Regions from separate parts of the Homo sapiens genome. Here region 2 is linked to region 1. The links are chromatin contacts, found by Hi-C or POLR2A ChIA-PET in ENCODE. All regions are on one chromosome and are shown on one strand. The core of a region is the stretch at or near the end of the contact, and the rest is flanking DNA. Distances in the headings are between cores, read along the strand shown.

Evidence for each region. A loop is a pair of places that touch in the nucleus more often than their neighbours do. ChIA-PET counts read pairs that join two places held with the same protein, here RNA polymerase II (POLR2A). Pooled maps may share reads with other maps.
Region 2: a loop to region 1 is called in a pooled map, with 5 times the contacts of the local background. The contact joins two enhancer-like sites. A Hi-C loop is called at or near these places in 1 of 168 maps with a recorded cell type or tissue (HepG2) and 8 of 50 pooled maps. POLR2A ChIA-PET finds 5 or more read pairs at or near these places in 1 of 52 experiments (activated naive CD4-positive, alpha-beta T cell).

What each region holds. Positions count from the first base shown.
Region 1 is chr7:127,818,369-127,822,423 of GRCh38, reverse strand. All of the region lies in intron 11 of SND1 (staphylococcal nuclease and tudor domain containing 1), which reads right to left. Among named protein-coding and RNA genes, the nearest start is that of SND1, 170 kb to the right of the region's middle. Within about 2 kb of position 1,868, at least 3 of the 41 ENCODE cell types and tissues checked have a DNase peak (open chromatin) inside an H3K27ac peak, as active enhancers do.
Region 2 is chr7:127,898,712-127,902,766 of GRCh38, reverse strand. All of the region lies in intron 13 of SND1 (staphylococcal nuclease and tudor domain containing 1), which reads right to left. Among named protein-coding and RNA genes, the nearest start is that of SND1-IT1, 97 kb to the left of the region's middle. RefSeq lists an enhancer at 1,664-2,197. Within about 2 kb of position 1,691, at least 3 of the 41 ENCODE cell types and tissues checked have a DNase peak (open chromatin) inside an H3K27ac peak, as active enhancers do.

The DNA.
Region 1 (4,055 bases), core at 619-3,118:
CATAGAGAAAACTAGACTAAAATTTTACGGGAAAGTTGCAAGCTTTCTCTAAGTTGTACAGATCAAATATGATAATCCTTTACTACTTGTAAGCACATAGAATTGAAACACAAATGCAAAGACACTATTTTTGGTGGTATGTATGAAATTTAAACTTATTTATGATGCTAGTATATGTGTAAAAAGGGAGAATACCTACCCACAAACGTATCTTCCCGGGTAGGCCTAAAATAACCCTGAAAGGACTTACAAGGAAATCGTAATACTAATTGCTTCTTGGGTGGTAAAATGAACCTGTGAAGGACTAGGGCAAAAGAAAGGTCTCTAACTTATACCCTTTATTAGCATTTGAATTTTAAACCAATTAAATGCATTATCTACTCAAAATAATAATTAAAATAAAAAATGAATACATAAGAGAAAAACCTTAAAATGATATTGATTTCCCCATAAATAAAAATGTCTAAAAGATAAAAGGGATGTTAAATAATTCAAATGTCTGCCCATTTTATATAATAGCTTGTCAAAAAATAACCTGTTTCCATAATGGCTTTCCTGCCAAATGACGTCAAAATGTCTGTTTCGGCAATAAAACAACCAAATTCATTTACTTTCTTGATTTGACTTTTAAAATCTTTAGAAGAAAAATTTTTTAAAATCACTGCTTTATCCATATATGTGCTTTCTACGCAGCTATTTTTTTTTTAACACATCCTTTCTACATCTATTTTTAAAATGTAAAGAACAAGTTATGTTACATAAAACAAAAATTTTTTAAAAATTATATCTTCCTGGCAGTTTAAAAACTAAATTTAAAAAAATCCTGTAAGGAAAAGTACCTTTGCCTGACCACAGAAATCATCCCAATGTAAAAAGCAATCCCTGAAAGAAACAGAAAAAAACAAGGACACAGAGAAATCAATCCTGTACTGGTACCCATCAACCTGGAGACAACAGTTGGAGAGCAGAGATGATGACATGGAGTCCAGGAAAAAACAATCCAATCCAAAGGTGAATTACAGAAAGCTGGGTCATCCAAGGAAAACAACATACTCTGAAGCAGGTCAGTGTTATCCAAACAGGTATTTTTTTGCTAACTGAAACAATGGCCAAGCACCCCGCATGCTACTTGTGCCTGGGGCAGCATCAGGCTACTGCATCATTAGAGCACCCAGCAAGGACACACATACACTGGCCCATCAACTAGAATTCCTCAGGAAGGGAAACCTGGACTAAGAGGAATGACTGGCACAACATTTTCCTTGTCCATGTTTTCTCTTTTCCAAAAACAATGGAAAATGACAGTTAAAGAAGGCAGAGAGTTCTAAATGTACTACACAATATCATCTCGCTGAGAACATTCTGAGTGTTCATTCGGGAGGATCCAAGGCCAACAATAAACTGGAACCATCAAGCAAAAACTTAAGCAGACCTGGCTCAGAGAAAAGCTAATACTCTGTCAACTCTGGTACTCAACCAAGCTTCATGCTGCTGGAAGAAGAACAGAAACAAGAAAAAATGGCATTTAGCAAATCACTTTTTCCTTGCTAAGGTCAGAAAGGTCCCAGGGATCCACTACAACAGCCAAGTCAGACATAAAGGCAGATGGAGCATACACATTGGAAAGTGAGTGCTACTACAAGCTTAGCATTTTGACAATTTCATGTTGGAGGTCTAAGAAACTTTGAGGAGGAGGAAGGAAAATGGAAGGCAGAAGGAAAGGGGGAAAAAGGAAAGATAGAGAGGGACAAAAGAAAATGAGGTTAGAGAGAAAGAAAGGAAGGGGAAGTTTGTGTCTGTGACGTAAAAAAGACTATCAATTCTACTTTCAGTCTCTGAATGTTGAGACATCATAAATCTATCTAGACTTAGTGATCTTATTACCATTTGCCCCTTGGAAAGCTGTGATTAACTACACCAAAGCAGAAATACCGAAGAACAGCAACATGACTCATCTTTGTCTTTGATCTTCAAAAACTCTCCCATGCTGTGGAGTTCAAACTACATGCTGCTTTGCTTCCAAACTGCCGACAGCAAGCAAACTCCACCACTAGCAATAGGAGAAACTAGGGAAAAATGTGAAAAAGCACCTGGCTAATGTCAAGAAGTCAATCATTCTGATGGCACTGGATTCCTAAAGCCATTATTTCAAAATGTAGTGAACTGACAAATGACAGAAGGAAACCACCACCAGCCCTCAAATGAGAGAAAACCATTGGGAACCACACATCTTAGAAAAAGAGGAAACAATTCCTTTCCCCAGTAACTAACTGAATTGTAACCCCAGCCTAACCACTTAAACATTTCAGATAAAAAGATCTGCTTTGACCCTAACCTGGTAACATAAGCAGAGGTGGAGAAAGAATGAATTCAATCTCCTAGCTTGTAGGGGTTGGGAGAAGGCGGGCATAATGGGTGATTAAGATAATTAAAGTCACTGCACAGAAACAGTAGAGATTTACATTATAGCATTCTCAGCAAACAGGCCTTTAACAATCAGTGTTCACAGTAAGTTCAAAGAATCACCCAGTGGCCACAGGACTCAGGGGTTTGTGTGTGACACATAGCCATCACATCAGTATTCATCAAATTCACTGATATTTAAAATAAAACAATCTTTGATGACAAAAAGATTAAACTTTTGGAACCCTAAAAGTAGTCCAATCAATGCAAAACCGGGCAACAAATCTTCAAACGGGTTTATGAAATGATCTTCAGAGGTGGCCTGCTGGTTCCTTCTGTTTTTAGAGAGGGGTTAACTAAGGGCCAAAATAGAAAGCGGGTGAGGTGAACAAAGACTAGATGCACTTCAGGCCAGGACTCCAGACTCCTGAATTTTTCTACCTCCAGCCCATCCTACAAGGTGGGGCCACCTGCCTCTTTATGGTGGCCCTCCTCAGAGTCAATACTAGGAAAACTACATTTTTAAAAGTAAATGTTGTTAAGTCAGAATCTGATTAGAAATACCAGGAAGACAAATTGAGTCTTTCTGGATACCTTAGTAAGATCATCTTTTTAGAGGGTAGAAAAAAGTATCCTTTGGATATTCCAAATTAAGAAAATGAGGAACAATGAAAGAAATGAATTCATCCCAAGTGTAAGAATGTGATGATACACAATCTTCAACTGCATATCTTCCTGACTCTGAGGTCACTGAAATGTCTCATCTCTTCATTTTTATGTAGCCTGACAAATTTTGGACAAGGCTGCAGGTCTGCATTTGAAGTACTAACTTCTATAGTTCCACCCTGAAGAAATAAAACAGTTCCTTCCATTTTGCCCTGCTCAAATTTACTCCTAATGTGACTGTTTGCTTACATTCTCTCCCTATACTATTACAAACACAAGGAATTAGAGGTGTCAAACATGATGTCCATTTTATAAATGAAGAAATGGAGGTGTCATAAATGCAGAGACCATCAAATTATGATTTTCTCACTCAAATGTTGAGAGATTCAATCAGAAAGCTAAAAAAGCCTCCCCAGCTCTCTAGCTGCACGTGACACCATCTCACCAAAACATGGTCACCTAAACTTCTAATCAAAGACCAGGTCACCTCTGTGACTTTCTCCCTTCCTTTCTTCCATTCTTTACTTCTCCTTTCCTTGCTTTTCTTTTGGTGTCTTTTTTAAATAAATGGTGGTTAAAAGTTTGGAGATGGTGGAAACCGAGCCTGGTGGAGGAAACTCTGCTGTTTCACTGCCCACCCTGTGCATCAAATTCTACTAGGACAGGCTCTGAGGAGCTGGGCTCAGCAGCAACCTGCCAGGCAAAAAGGTCCATCATACAACGCACACACAGCAGAGTGGAGCAAGGCACTGACGTACTGACTTCCAACTCATTTGCACTATTACTGGGGAATAGGAACATTAAGAATCCCAAGCCAGGGGCTGAGAGGGAGATGGGAACAGCAGGGTTCAGTCAAGGTCCATCAACCTTAAGTTACTTAGAACTTTAAAATAATAATAGAGAATTCAAGCCAAAAAATAGTATTTATTGCCTATTAGTTGAGTAAATCCTTCTGTGATTTTTAATGATGCACAGTTTCAATAATG
Region 2 (4,055 bases), core at 442-2,941, 81 kb before region 1:
CTAACCTGGGCGAAAGAGCAAGACTTTGTCTCAAAAAAAAAAAGTAAAAGAAATTGTAAATGGGTAAAAATATTTCCCTTTACAATTTCCTCTAGTGATTTATCATTCAGGGATCCTGGTAGTGGTCAGCAACCAAGGCGATTCTCAAGCTTTGCCACTCACCCTTTGGGATTTGCAAGCTACCAGTAAAAGACTAGAGGTTGGTGGCTAGAAGCCAACTAACAATCCAACTCTTCCACCTCCCCAAAGCCCTGCTTACATCTTGCATGTCCTATTTCTATAACCTCCTCTGCCACCAACAGGCTCTCCTTATTTTGCTACTGCAAATTGGAAGGAGCAGCCGTAAGACTGAAGCTTCTGTGATGCAAGACAAGCTCCTTCCCACCCTGACCATACCTCACCTCCTTCAAGGCAAGGCCTGCAAAGCATTCTGCAGGTCCTATGGGGCACTAAATGCCTACAGCCTTATCCTTTAACAACAAGGACAACCAAAATAAATAGATCTGTTCTGTAAACAGACAGGTTCAAGTTAGAGCACTGCTGAAATTGTGGCCTTTCCTGGGGCTGGAGAACATCTCATGTACTATGAGAAAAAAAGAACAGGGCCTGAGCAGTAAGTTAGAAAGCAAAGATCCTCGAGGCAAAAGCAGTGAGGTGGGAAACTATAATTCTGCTTTCTTTCTGTGACCACAAAGTAGCTCTGTGCTATAAGCAGAAATCTAGGACTTAACCACAACTAAATACGCTACCAAAGAGGAAAAAACTAACATCAGAAACTGGAAGACGTGGATAATAGTATACATATGACATTTAAAACAATAACAGCAAAATGATTCTTTAAAATGGTCTTAGTATTAATATTATTCATGCTCTACCCTGCTTCTAAAAAGCATATTATCAGATACTTATTTGTGTTCTGGCATAAATTTTGGGAAAACGTTCAAAGACAATTTTTTCACACTTAAAATATTACTGTTAAACTCTTATCAATTTCTGGCACATTCAAGAGGAAGCAAGAAAGTAGCACTGTACCAGCATATGTAAACTGAGAAGTAGCCCTTATTTTGTTAATTCTTCATGAAAGAGAAGCAAAATTCAAAGTTAACAATAGGTAGTTAACCACTAAATTCAAATATGCCCACCCAGGAAGCACTCTAGCCTCTTAGTAGCACACTAGACCCAGGCTGCAAAGTGGGAGGGATCTGTGAGAAAAGAGCAGAATAACCTGCGGCAGCACAGGTCTCCTTTCCCTGTGCAGAGGCTTCTTCACTTCTGGTTCCCACACTGCTGCAGGAACGATGCTGAGTGAGCCATTTCCAGAAAACCTCCCTCTGCTTGTCACAAGTCTGATGCCACAGCAAGAGATTCTCCACGAAAGAGTATCTGGGGGAAGTAGGAATTCAGGAATGAATCTCACAGAGGAGAGGAGCAAATTCCAAGAGGGGAGGCCTGCCACCACTATCTGCAAAGGGAGAGTACCATCTTTATTCCAGGCTATGAGGATACATGACATGGAGACCCAGGCTCTGCTGAAAACAAGGTGTACTGCCTTGCTACCACTTCTCAGTGGGGTTCTCCTCTGCATCTCACATAACCCAGTTTCTCTGGGATAGATTTGTGGAGCTCTGTCTTTGAGACATGGGAAGGTAGGCAGACCGCAGGCTGGCTTCCACCTTATCTGCTCCACAGAGCAAACACTAATTCCTGCTCCCCATACTGCCTTTCCCTGTTGGCCTCAGCCACAAGTCTGCATCCCTTTTCATTAGGCAAGGAATGAAACTCCTGACTTCTAAACTTCTCCTGCTGTGTCTGCTTAACAGCCGCTTCCTCACAAAGGCAGGCTAGTGTGCAGGCCAGCCAGCAGAAAGGAAACAGTGGGGCAGAACATAGCCTACTCCTCTCAGCAGCTTTCTTCTCCAAGATGCAGCAGTACAAAGACAGCAAAGACTACCAGTGTCAATAACTGACAAACATCATCACCAGTCAGGGAAAGAAAGTATATATCCACACACATGCCAAGGAGTGGCAGGGCAACAGAAAGATGAAAACACAGCTTTCTAGGTTGTTTCTAGGAGCCACAGGGCTGTATGGTACTACAGTGTGGGAAGATGAACTCTATTCAGACCACTGGAAAACTCTGCTTTCTTTAAACAGCAAAGCTCGAAACTCTCACATATTAGCTGCTGCTTTTCCTCTAGAAGAAAAAACCTACAACTTTGCAAAGGCAGACAACATTTTTGCAGGGAGATCATCTCCATGGCCTCAGCACAAGATTAGAATCTGCACACATTTCATGCCAAGGAAGAGTCTGCTCTTAGGTTTGCAGTCTCTAGTTCATCCAGAAAATCTCAAGACCAATGCTCTCCAAGCTGGATGTCTGAGCACCGCAGTCACAGTCCCTCCCGTGCCAACAAACAGGCCTCCATCTTACTGCCAATTCAACGACAGTAGATTGTTATTCTGAACAAATATTTTTGTGAGCTTACAAAGAAATTCAAAGGATTTATGGCTAGATCCAACCTTATCACAATCATAAAATAGTTATCACATCAGGAATTCTTAACCTGGGGACATAGTGCACGTCAGCTCAGATGCTAGAAATATCTCTGATCCACCCTAAAGTATCTGTGAATTTTCTGAGGGAGCAGGAGCTTTCAACAGAGTTTTACAAAAAGAACTACTTTCATACATGAAAGAGATCTAAAGAAAATAAAATGACAGAAAGCAGAAATGGCATGCAATAGGTGGCAGGGAGATGACGGGGAAAGGAGGCTACAGAGCTGAGAGAGATTAGGACCCCTGAACACGTCTCCTCATCTGTAACTTCCTTTTAACAATGCTTTCCTGGTAAGCAGCCTCCATGATGTCTCTTCACTCTGCTTTTGCTTTACCCCAACATCCAACATTCTTCTTTCATAATTGTGCTCACTTGGCCCTTTTGGAACCCTCTTGGTCTAGGCCCTCACCAATTTATTTCAAGATAACATCAGGGATATCTTAACTAAATTCATGCAATCCCTTTTGAAGCTACACACACTTTGACTGAATATTGCACACCACTCCCACATCACTTCTCAATAAAAATCGACATCATCATTTTCCTCCCCTACTTATACTCCAAACAAAGACAACCAACCAGCTTGTGAAATCAAGTGGAAATTCTCAGACTTGGCTTTCATGGGTCTCGACCATGTGGCCCCAGTTTACATATCCACATGATTTCCACATTACTCCTAATCCAATTAGGCCCATTTTCTTCATGCCCCCTACATGCCAGTAATTAATTATGTGTGTCCCCTGGGCTTTTGCTTTCCCCTTGATTCCACTTGTTGTTCTAGGTCAACACTACAATGAAAAGAGTATCACCTATCTGTAGCCACAACCTCACTACAATCGTAAAATAGTTGGGAGAACAGAAATTTTTAACCTGGGGTCCTAGGTGAACTCCTTTGAAATGGTAGTATAATGTGTGTGTGTGTGTGTGTGTGTTGTGTGCAGGTATCACTCAGTTCAGCATGTAATTATAAACTGCAACATATGACTTTCAAATTGTTTCATGTGTTAATCTTTATTTCTGTATCTAGACTACAGGTCCCTTGAGGGTTAGTATTCTGCCCTTAATCTTTATTATAGTATTTTAACAGACAGCTATCTTTCCATAATTATAAATTCAGGGCCATCTAGTTCAATTAAAGTGTGCCAAGTAAAGCTGAACAAATGCTTGGTAACTGACTGATTAATGCGGAACAGTGAAAATATTTCAAATTGGAGACAGTGACAATGCCAAAGTGACTGTAGGGCAAAAAAATGAGGTTTGTTGGCTTTCCCAGATACACAGTTTCATGATCTATGCTCCAGGGCAGAAGCAGCTAAAGACTGGCCTCTGAGCAGAAACAGAAGCAGAGGAGCATCCAGAACAAAAGCATCACATCCCACATCAAGTCTCCTGGAACTACAAGAGATGGGCAAGAATCTAAGTGGCAGTGAGTGGGAGCAAAGCTTGACCACTGTAAACAATAAAACAGAACCAAGTAGCAGGATTGTAAGGAACACCT